Regions from separate parts of the Homo sapiens genome. Here region 2 is linked to region 1. The links are chromatin loops, found by intact Hi-C in ENCODE. Cell type or tissue: endothelial cell of umbilical vein. All regions are shown on one strand. Each heading gives the region's core, and the rest is flanking DNA. Links, peaks and the distances in the headings are about the cores only. Region 1 overlaps CFAP61 (cilia and flagella associated protein 61). Region 2 overlaps SLC24A3 (solute carrier family 24 member 3).

What was found. Peaks named below come from ENCODE experiments on the same cell type or tissue, not always from the same donor. Only the 100,000 strongest peaks of a DNase experiment are listed, where the experiment ranks them.
Region 2: it touches region 1 in a loop (11-fold over the local background); 2 of 110 quality-filtered maps call a loop at or near these places.

Annotation. Positions count from the first base shown.
Region 1 is chr20:20,234,717-20,240,105 of GRCh38, reverse strand. All of the region lies in intron 18 of CFAP61 (cilia and flagella associated protein 61), which reads right to left. Among named protein-coding and RNA genes, the nearest start is that of CFAP61-AS1, 30 kb to the left of the region's middle. In endothelial cell of umbilical vein, for the core only: a CTCF peak has its summit at 2,550 (motif pointing right); no DNase peak of the experiment used is centred there; H3K27me3 peaks cover 140 bases.
Region 2 is chr20:19,625,704-19,631,092 of GRCh38, reverse strand. The region is part of intron 6 of SLC24A3 (solute carrier family 24 member 3); the gene reads right to left. Among named protein-coding and RNA genes, the nearest start is that of RIN2, 130 kb to the left of the region's middle. In endothelial cell of umbilical vein, for the core only: a CTCF peak has its summit at 2,359 (motif pointing left); a DNase peak (open chromatin) is centred at 2,352.

The DNA.
Region 1 (5,389 bases), core at 320-5,319:
AACAAAGCTCTTGGTCGCCTCATCCCACTCCTCCTCTATCTCCATCAAAGCTTTGGCCAACTAACCACCTCTAGAGCTAGGAATTTGGCAGCCAGTCTCAGGCTCCTTCCCACTACACACTTTGGCCACCATGTCCAATCACTTTGACCTTGTCCACATCTCTTGAATGCCCCCACAACCCTCCCCTCCTATAACACACTGCCTTAGTTCACCATCTTGTCTAGAGGGTTTGTCTCTCTGGCTTGAGTCTCTCTCTTCTGCCCATCTTCCACACAGCTACTGGAAACCTCTTTTTAAATTAAATAAAATCTCAACGGTTTCCGGTTTTAAAATCCCTACCTTTGTTCTTGGTAGAGATTTTACCAAGGTAGCTGCAGATCAGACTCATTAAGATCCCGGTCTCAGAAGTCGGACTGCCTCAGTGCCACTCCCAGCTCTAGCACTTCTAGCTTTTTGACCTTTGCAAGTTATTTGACCTCTCTGTGGCTCTAGAACCTAATGCTTCTTAGGAGTTCTGTGAAGATTAAATGCATCATTGTCTGTAAAATGCTTAAAATATCGCCTCTGCATAGTACATTTTCAATAAATGGTAAGTGTTTTTATTACCAAACTGTTCAGCCCAAATTCCCTAGTGTGGCATAAAGGTCCTTCTGGCTGGGCCTAAGCAAACTTCCCCGACATTCTTTGTAACATCAACCTCCTTGCTATTCAGAGAAGGTTCCCTGCCCTTTCATGACTTTATATGAAAATATCACCAGCATTTTCATTTCTTTCTCCAACCTCATATTTTTGCTGTGATGGTTCTCTCTATAATCCGATTTAGCAGTGTCTAAATATTTAATTTCTTAAATCTATAACTATGTAAGAGTATTGGTCTAAAGTCATGAAGTTTATAATACATAAGTCTAATAGACTGATTTTTAATTTGATTGCCTATGAATATTCAAAAAGTTCCTTCAAATAGAACAGTGGGTCACGGAGTACAGCTTGCATTTGGGCATGCATTTGATGAAATGGCAGGAACAGCAGAACCACAGATAAAGCTCAGATCTAATGGTGTTGGCTTAATGTATATAAACAATATCTAACATCACCGTGAGCCCTCAGCTCCAAAATCAAAGGTCACCATATCATGAAAAAAAAAAAAAGTTTCAAGTTAAGTGCTCAAGCCAATGAAACATTAAACAAGGGCACCTGCATTTTCACAGCAAATAATTCCAGTGGGGATTTCACGTTGCTGTGGATACAAAGGGAGGAACAGCTCAAAGATACTTGTAAAGCAGGGAGGGATTAGGGTATCCAGGGAAATAAGTAAAAGGTATTGTGTTTCATTCCATGCTTCAGGAGGACAGCTACAAAATTAGGTCTAAACATCCTTATCCTTCAAATAAAGAGGGTCACATTGCCCATTTATTGTGAACATGATAAAAGAAACATAAAACTTTTCATGGTGCTTACCCTTCTGGGCAGTAGATACATGTCGGCCTGCTAGGCGATCGCTAGTTATTTTCTAGCTGATTTTGTGTGTGCTGTGCGTGTCTGCAGGGTGCAGGCATAGCAAACGCAACCAAAGCAAGTGATTTAATTAACTGCTTTAATTAATGCTGTTATTTGAACAAATAGATAATGTAGAGAAAAAATTATTATCCCACATCGATCTAAATGTTTCAATTTAATTTACTAAAACCTCTGCTTTCTGAATGGTTCAAAACAGTGACAAAAATATTTGCCAATGAAAATAAATCCTAGCTCGTGATAGATATTTAACCTATCTACATATTCTACTAGTTAAAAAATAACTCAGATTTAATTCAGTCTTAACAACAACACATGCCATAAAATACTATAGGTGGAGTTTAGAAGTTGGGAGCTCTGTGAACTTCCAATATCAGAGGCAAAACAAATCCACACAAAATATTTATTGTTAAGTACACAGCAGAGTAAGAGAATCTACCAGTTTTTCCCTGAAAAAAATTTAACTTTCTTTAGCAATATTTTTTTCTGTTTAAATCATAAGAGACTTTTGGACAAGGTCCTGAGCCATTAATTTAATTTGTTTATTTTAAAAAAATTTTTATTTTGGAGGATTTTAAATATACACGAGGTGAAAAAAGCTTAGCAATGACTAATATTGTGCTGCTTTGAAAATACTCACCAACACTGTAGTGGTTGGAGTAAACACCACACATTGTATTATTTCATCTTAAATTCTCTAACATGCAAGAACCTAACAAGAAAATGAATTTCAGAAAACGGGGAAGGTGCAGGAAACTGTTAAGTATTAAAGAGATTTCAGGGGCACATTAACCAAATGCAGTAGTTGGACCTGGTTTGCATCCTTATCCAAACCAACTAACTGTAAAAGAACAATTTTAAGACCACTGGGAAAACTGAGCACGGACTGGTATTAGATGATATTAAGGAGTTATGGGGTATTTGTTCGAGTGTGTTAATAGTACTCAATCCATTTTTGTTGTTAGTAAAAATTAAACGGCAGCTGCATCCATGGCCACAAAGTTGTTGGTCATGACACACTCTGACCTCCAGGGGGAGACCGAAGAGAGAGATCCACAGAGGAGGTGTGGGATGGAGGATTCTGAACACATCTAGAAGGGAGTGGGCAGTTCGTGGGGTGAGACAGAGGTTACAAGCTCTCTCCCTGACCCTACTTCTCTCTTCTCTTGGGTGCCATCTTGCCCAGCTCCACCTTGGGTGGCTCAGAGCTCCCTGGTCCTGGAGCTCCTGTAGGAATGAGGATGCGACCTGGAGAAACGGGGCAAGGAGCAAGTCTCGTAAGGTACCCTGAGTCTGGGTGTGACTCAACCCTGGACCCGACACTAAGGTAGAAGTGTCTGCCTGGAGGGCCCTGGGTGCTCTCTGGAGTCCTCGGGGACCTGGCAGGGGAGGGGCATGGTGGCCAGGATAAGGGGCTAGGTAGAAGTTCAGGATCTCAGATAAAAAACTTATGTATCACAAAATAAACACATAAATCCTTACTGAAAAAATGAAAATGCATGCCATTCTTGAAATGTCAATTGAAAAGATAAGAATAAAATTTGGGAGTTCTGGCAAAACAGATGAAAATGAAATTGAGCTTTCCTTTATAATTTAGGGGAAATGATTAATGATGTTTTTATCTATGTCTAGGAAGTAAAAACATTATACATTTATACTTTAAGCATATGTTTATATATACTGAGCACATACCAGATGTAAATACCAAGATGGTAGCTATCAAAGACAAGCCAGAAAGCCCTTGCACATGAGAGATGGCAAAATACAAGACACAAATCAATTTGTTCCTTAAGGATGGAATCATGGAACATTATGGGAATTCAAAATCCAGTGGGATCACTTCTGGTTGGGGAGGATGAAGAAGAGCTTTGTGTTTTGGGCAAATGCTGGCTATTAGCAAGGCTTTAATAACACCACATGGGCAGGTTTTTTCTTGGGCCTTCCTTCTTAATGGTGATAGTTTAAGCATGAGACTTCGTGAAATGCTTTCTGCTAGGTCCAATTTAGCATGTTAATACTATGAATATGGGTTCAGCTATATAATGTTAATAATAACTTAAAAATTAGGCCTGGTAAGCCCCAAAGTAATGATGTGACTTAGAAGTTATATGATTCACTAAGAATTAGAAAATGTGGTTTGGAAAACAAGCCCATAAAAATGAGTTAGTTACAATGAGCAATTACAGGGGGAAATAGGTTTCCTTATAGATGAGACTGCCAATTTTGAGCAAATGTCTATAAAAATGGCTCCTAAACCCACCTGCATGTTGGAATTACCTGGGGATTCTATTAAAAATACTGTACATATTCCTGAAACCCACCCCAGGCCTACTGAATTGTAACTCCAGGAACAGGGTCCCAGGACACTGTATTTGTACAACCCTCCCCATCCCTATCCAAGTGGCTGTGATGTGCAGAATTGTAGAGCCTGGAACTTTTGCAATCTGTTGCTTATAGAAACAGTTACTTAATATTAACCCTAAAATCTCAAAAGGTGATTCACAACATTTTCCTCCACCACAAGTTCTTAAAATAAAAAGGAGAATTCAAACCATTTTTTTCAAGCCTATGTCTTACTATACTGGTAAGTGTTGGATTATCTGTTTGAAAGGCATTATCTTCAGAGAAGTACACTTAGAGAGAAACCTGGTCTCCAGAAGCCATCTGCTGCATAGATGGCTTTGCCTGCTCTGGGTCTCACACAGAGGCTCACGGTCTTCCCACTCCCCAGCAACGAGGACCACCTGTCACCTCTACTGGAGGGCCCTCATGCCTGTGTTTTCAGGCGGGGCTGTTTCTGGGCTTCCCTTCCAAATTTCCACCCAACATCAAATGCTGTAAGTTGGGGGGCAGTTTGATATGTCCTTATTCCCTCAATCCTCTTGTGCATCATTTTATGTGCGCCAAGATAAAAGAATTATGGCCCTAATCCTCCCTCCGCAGGGAGGAAATAAAGTGGCTGGCAGGTGCAGAGCTGAGGAAGTGGGAAAGGGTGCACAGCTGAGGGTGTATGATGCCTTTGCTTTTTTGGGAGTGAGGCTGCCCATGAGAAAAGTGGGGATGGGAGGATGGTGCAGGAAGGGTAAACACCACATCGGCCTGGTGGCATTGGCCGAGTGTGTCCCTGCAGGTCTCGTGAAGACACACATTGCTGGGCCTGATTCCCAGAGTGTTTCTGATGCAGGAGGTCTGGGTGGGGCCTGAAAATCTGCATTTCTAACAGTTCCCAAGTGATGTCCATACTGCTGGGCCAGGGACGGCACTTTGAGAGCCTCTGTTCAAGGAGGAGAGAAAACTGAGAGGCTCCTGAGAGTTTGGGAGTCTCAAGAAAGGAGGGGAGAGTTTAATGTAAGTTTCTATGAAGGAAGTTTATGATCCCATTAAATATCTGAGAGACATGAGTCTCTTAGGAGGATGTTCTGCAGACTCCAGGGAACGTCTCACCAGGAGTCAGATGCAGCTGCGGGTGGGAAGCACCTCCGGCTCCCCCAGTCCTCGGGGAAGAGGGCATCCTCCACGTGGAGGAGACTCCAGCTCCCCAGCCACTTCCCGCCTTTGAAAGTCAATGCAGGCTTCCATGGGGATCTAGACATGCAAATTTAATTAGTGGGGAGGTGTCCGTCTAACAAGTGTCAGCACTAGGCCTTTGGACAGATGCTTGACATTTGCTACCTGACTGTATGCTCAGGCTGGTGTGTGAGGAGGGATTCTGGGTGCCTTCCCTGCAGCACAGGTGAGGAGACTGAAGTTCTGCGTTTTGGAATCACTCTCCTGGGCCCTCTCCACTCCACCGTCGCTTCTGACTTCCTTGACCTGCCGCCTTCCCTGGAGGGCTGGGAAAGCAGAGCCTGGCCCTACCCCCAGGTTTCAGATT
Region 2 (5,389 bases), core at 261-5,260, 610 kb after region 1:
CAATTACAGGCATGAGCCACTGTGCCCAACACACAATACTTTCATAATAAAATACTTAAAATCCATATTCCACACACATATTGACATGGTCATGGTGATTATGTCCTGCATAATGAGGGTGGTTGTTAATATAATTGGTTTTTATTCTGAAGCAGCTAACGTGCTCCACCCATACAATTAGTTCAAGGGCCAGCATCTAAATTTCAAGAGGCTGTTTTCAGAGCACCATCCATTGAAACCCATCCCTCCTTGCTGTTCTGGTCCTAGGGTATGTTTTCATCCTGGCCTGCTCTAGGTACAAAGTCAGTCCTTTTCCATTGTAGTCTTTTCCAGTATAGACACTTTAAAAATCCTTTTGGATTAAATGGAGTTTAGCTTATGTCAGAGCTATGAAAATAAAGTTAAATAATAAAATGAGGTTATATATTGCTGAGTCAATTGGAAAAGAATGACTGCAATCCTGTTGTAGAAAAGGATACCTTTTAGCTAAAGAATAATTGGGGTCAGTTATATGTTATGTCTGGGATTCCATTCTAGAACTAGAATTTAGATCCTTTTCTCTCTCAAATGGTCTCCTTGATCCTAACTTGTTATTTAATTTCACCATCAGACCTTCTTTCAAAACAAAGCTAGAGTTACCTGGTCAGTGTAAGTAGCAGATGACCTGAAGATTACAGAAATAGACTTGGCAAATTAATTTCATATATCTCAAGTCATTTTGATCATTTAAGTCAAACATAGATGGATCTCATGAGAATTTGGGTGGCTTGTTGTCTCCAAACTTACTGTTATTAATGTGATTATTAAACAGATATCTTCAAAGTTACTAGCTGTCTTAATCTTATTTTCCAACGTTGTATAATGTTTTAAACTTTGACAATCTCCCTCATCTCCATCTGGGCAACTTTGCTCAAAATGGAATCTCTTATGAGAATAGCCATAGTGGCTTTTCATAGGATCTCTTGTGCCCTAAGCCTCTAAGATGATTTCTCTTTACTCACCAATAATTTATAGTTATTGCTTATACCTATGTCTTTTAAATTCTATACCAGAATTAAGTGATTTTGCACTAACATCACAATACCATGGGACTCTATACTTGTGTATGTATTTACCTTTACCAGAGAGCTTCATATTTTTGTATACTTTTGTTTGGCTTTCTAGAATCCTTTTGTTTCAACTTGAAGGTCTCTCTTCAGTATTTCTTGTAGGGCAGGCCTAGTGGTGATAACTCTCTCAGCTTTTATTTATCTGAGAAAATCTTAATTTCCCCATGATTAATGAATGGCAGTTTTTCTGCACAGTATTCTTGGCCGTCAGTTTTTTCTTTTAGCACTTTGAATATATCATCCCAATCCATTCTGGCCCGCAAGGCTTCTTCTGAGAAATCCATTGATAATCTTATGGATTTTCTCTTGTATGAGGCAAATCACTTTTCTCTTGCTGCTTTCAAGATTCATGTCTTTACTTTTGACAGTTTGATGATAGTGTGTTTGATGGCAAGGTCTCTTTGGATTAATTGTATTTGGAGTTATATGAGGTCCTTGAATTTGTATGCCCATTTCCTTCCTCAAATTTGCGGAGATATTGGCTATTATTTCTTCAAATAGGCTCTCTGTCCTTTCTTTCTTCTCCTTCTGAACTCCCATGATGTGTACATTGGTCCACTTGATCGTATCCTATATGTCTCTTAATAGCTCTTTGCTTTTCTTCATCCTTTTTGTTTTTTACCCCTATGACTTGATAATTTCAAATAACCTGTCTTGAAGTTTGCTGATTCTTTCTTTTGCTTGATACAGTATACTGTTGATCCCTTCTGGTGAATTTTTCAATTCAGTTATTGTTCTTTAGCCCTAGATTTTCTGTTTAGTTCTTTTTTATAGTTTCTTTTTGCTGATGCTCTCATTTTGTTTGTATATTGTTTTCCTGATTTCATTTAGTTGTCTGTGTGTGTGTGTGTGTTTTATAGCTCATTGGGCATTTTTATGATGGTTATTCTTAATTCTTTTTCAGGTAATTCATAAATCTTTATTTCTTTTGGGTCAGTTACTGGAGATTTATTAATTTATTTTTTCCTTTTATTGGGCCATGTTTTCCTGTTTCTTGTTTGTTTGTTTGTTGTTGTTGTTTTGTATGTCTTACGATATTTTGTTGATATGTGGACATTTGAAAAAACAAACACCTCTCCCAGTCTCTATGGACTGTCTTCAGACAGGGAACATCTTCTCCAATTAGCCCCACTAGAGATTCTGCAGGCCTCTCAAATCTTCCCAGCGGTTGCATCATCTCTGGGCCTACAGGTATAATTTCCCAGCTGAAGTGGTGTGCCTGTTTCTACTCAGTAGCTCCCCCTGGTGTCTGTCTGTGATGCTTTAATTTCTCTGGTAGTGGTGTAGCAAGCAGAACTGTTGCCTTGGTTCTCAGTGGCCCCCAGGTATCAAAAGTGTGCTGTTTCCCCACCAGCATTCTAGGTCAGGCAAGAAAGCAACCAGTCCCCTGAGAAGCACCCCCAAAATCCAGGCATTGGGTGCATGTTCTGCCTTTTTCTTTTCCTCCTGAAGGAGAAGCCATGAGTTTGGAGGATGGGATATAGTAGGTAAGTCCAACAAATGTTCTTCCCTCCTCCAATGTGTCTCTTCTTGGTGTTGTACTCACCTGGGGTCCTGTAACCTGTCAACTGGTTTCTGATGTTCTCACAAAGGCAATGTGGTTTATACATTGTTGTTAAGTTAATGTCTCCATGGGGGAAGGACCTGGGGCTTCCTGTTCCACCATCTTGCTGAAATCACTGATGCTCTCTCTACTCATCAGTGATATGAGTGCTCTCACTTCTGCAGGCTGAGATTATTTTCTTTTCTTTTTTCTTTTTCTTTTTTTTTTTTTTTTTTTTGAGATGGAGTCTCGCTGTGTCGCCAGGCTGGAGTGCAGTGGCGCAATCTCAGCTCACTGCAACCTCCGCCTCCTGGGTTCAAGCGATTCTCCTGCCTCAGTCTCCCGAGTAGCTGGGACTATAGGCGTGCCCCACCATGCCTGGCTAATTTTTTTTAAAAATTATTTTTAGCAGAGACAGGGTTTCACCATGTTGGCCAAGAGGGTCTCAATCTCTTGTCCTCGTGGTCTGCCCGCCTCAGCCTCCCAAAGTTCTGGGATTACAGGAGTGAGCCACAACTCCCAGCTGAGGGTATTTTCTTCTCAGTGACTGATTTACATTTTCCTCGAAATTACTTCAAATTTGCTCCTACCTGTGCTAATATACATCTCCTTATAGAATCCTTGTCACTTATTACTACTCTGTGTTTATACTTGTTCAATGAATGTGATAGTTAAATGTTTCACAAATCACTCAACAGAACATTCTTCTCAAGGGTGGGCACCATGGTGTTCCTCCTTCCATTAATTAATGTAGTGGAACAATTAAAATAATGTTGATCAGGCATGACTTATTCTTTTCTTTTCTTCTTACAGCTTGTTGTTCCTTTATTTATTTTATCATAATCTCCCTGAACCCCAGAATATTTACTTGTTTTCATTCTGTGCCTTTTTTTCCCCCCATCCTCAGTCCATCTGCCAAGTAAATATAAGAATCAAGGTTCCTTTGTGTCCATGGAAAGTGTAAGTAGACTTCCATGTAGAATGGTCAAGAATCACGTTAGGTTAATGAGTGCTGAAACAAATTAAAGGAATTCTCTTTTTCTCACAAAAGCCTACATCTTACATGTGGAAATACTATGGAGATAGTAGGAGAGTCAAGAAAATGAAGAATTTAGACATAATGGAATAACAATATTTTTACATGTTAAAATGAAGAAGATAGTGGTTGGGAAGAATGGCTTATGTGCGGTTGTACCACTTCTAAGAAACAACACAGACAGATACATGCATCTTGAGGGTAGGCACATATTTGAATAGAATGGGTCCCAAATGGATACTTTCACTTCGTCAGATCTTTCCTAAGTGCCTGTTGCATGCCAACAGCTCAATGAAATGACTCACTCCTGCTTTGCAGATAACAAGAGAATCTGATACGCTCTAAGTGGCTTCGCTCCTGATCAATCTGCAGATCTCCAGTAGGTCAGCCATTTCCTACCAGTTTGTATAACCTTGTAGGATGTTTTCAGTTAGAAGCAGGAATCCAGGTTCTTGTCCAAGGTCGCCCTTAAGACTTTCCACTGTGATCTTTTCACAGTATTCAACTGGCTCTACGTGACAGCCCATATTCATTTTGCAAGGGATGAGGAATGATCAAATAGGTATATTGTCAGTAATCAAAATACCCAAGGCCTTTTCAGTAGAACTGGGGGACTAAGATCATGAAAACAAATGTTTTTCCTCCACATCTACACTGCTCATTCTTACTCCTGGTACTTGGTGATAAGGATGCTTATGAGATGGAGCAAAGCCACTAGAGTTATTTTATATTTTTCAGGCTGTGGTAGAAACAGAGCACCAGCATTAAGGACTATACATTTACAAGGAAGCACTAACTACTTAAACGTAATCTCTCTTATGTTTTCCTGGGAAGAACTACTTAGAACCCAGGAGAATAGGACCAAGAAATATTCACCTACTCTTGAAATAAGTTGCATAGTTACTCTAAAGGTGGATTTTATTCTGTTCAACTCAACACCCTTTTCTGTCACCTTCAATAACAATGTACAAAAATAAGTGTCTTTTAGAAAAATATTGGAATTTCTTTCTCTATATGTAACTTACATCACAGTTTCATCATCAGGAAAAATGATAAGAATATTCTTGGTCTGCTTCATGCCTATCCTGGAACATAGAAAAGGTACTTCCCTGATCTGAGCCTCAGATTTCTCAGCTGAAACATGGAAGTAATAATGCATTTCTTTCTGGACTGACATAAAGATGAGCAGGATCATGTCAAGTCTTACTATAGAGCTTGGAATGTGGTTTCCTTTCTATCTGAATTCTGATGGATTTTGATTGGACTTAGTGACTACTGTAAGTTGAAAATTAATGTTTTATGAATCCAAGTAATATTAAAATATAATAATTATTACTAAAACCAATTCACAAACAGGCTATAAAGCCATAGTCAGGTGGGCTAAACTCAGGAAAAATGAATAAACTATGCCCCTAGATAAATAGGAAGAAAAATAGAATTCAATAAAGGTGGAGAAAGGAACAATCCAAAAGAAACGTGAATCAGATGAATAGATTTACAATGCCTGAAGTAAGAGAAAGTGTTGCATTAACACTCTTGATGGGATGAAATGGGAAACTGGGACTTCAGGGAAAGATATATATATATTTAGGGAGTTATTACTTGCATTCACTTGTGCCCAACTGTTTCTGAATAAACATACCTCAGTAGGAATAAATGACAAAATATATGTTTGCAGTCATTTTGGCTCCCAGAAAGAAT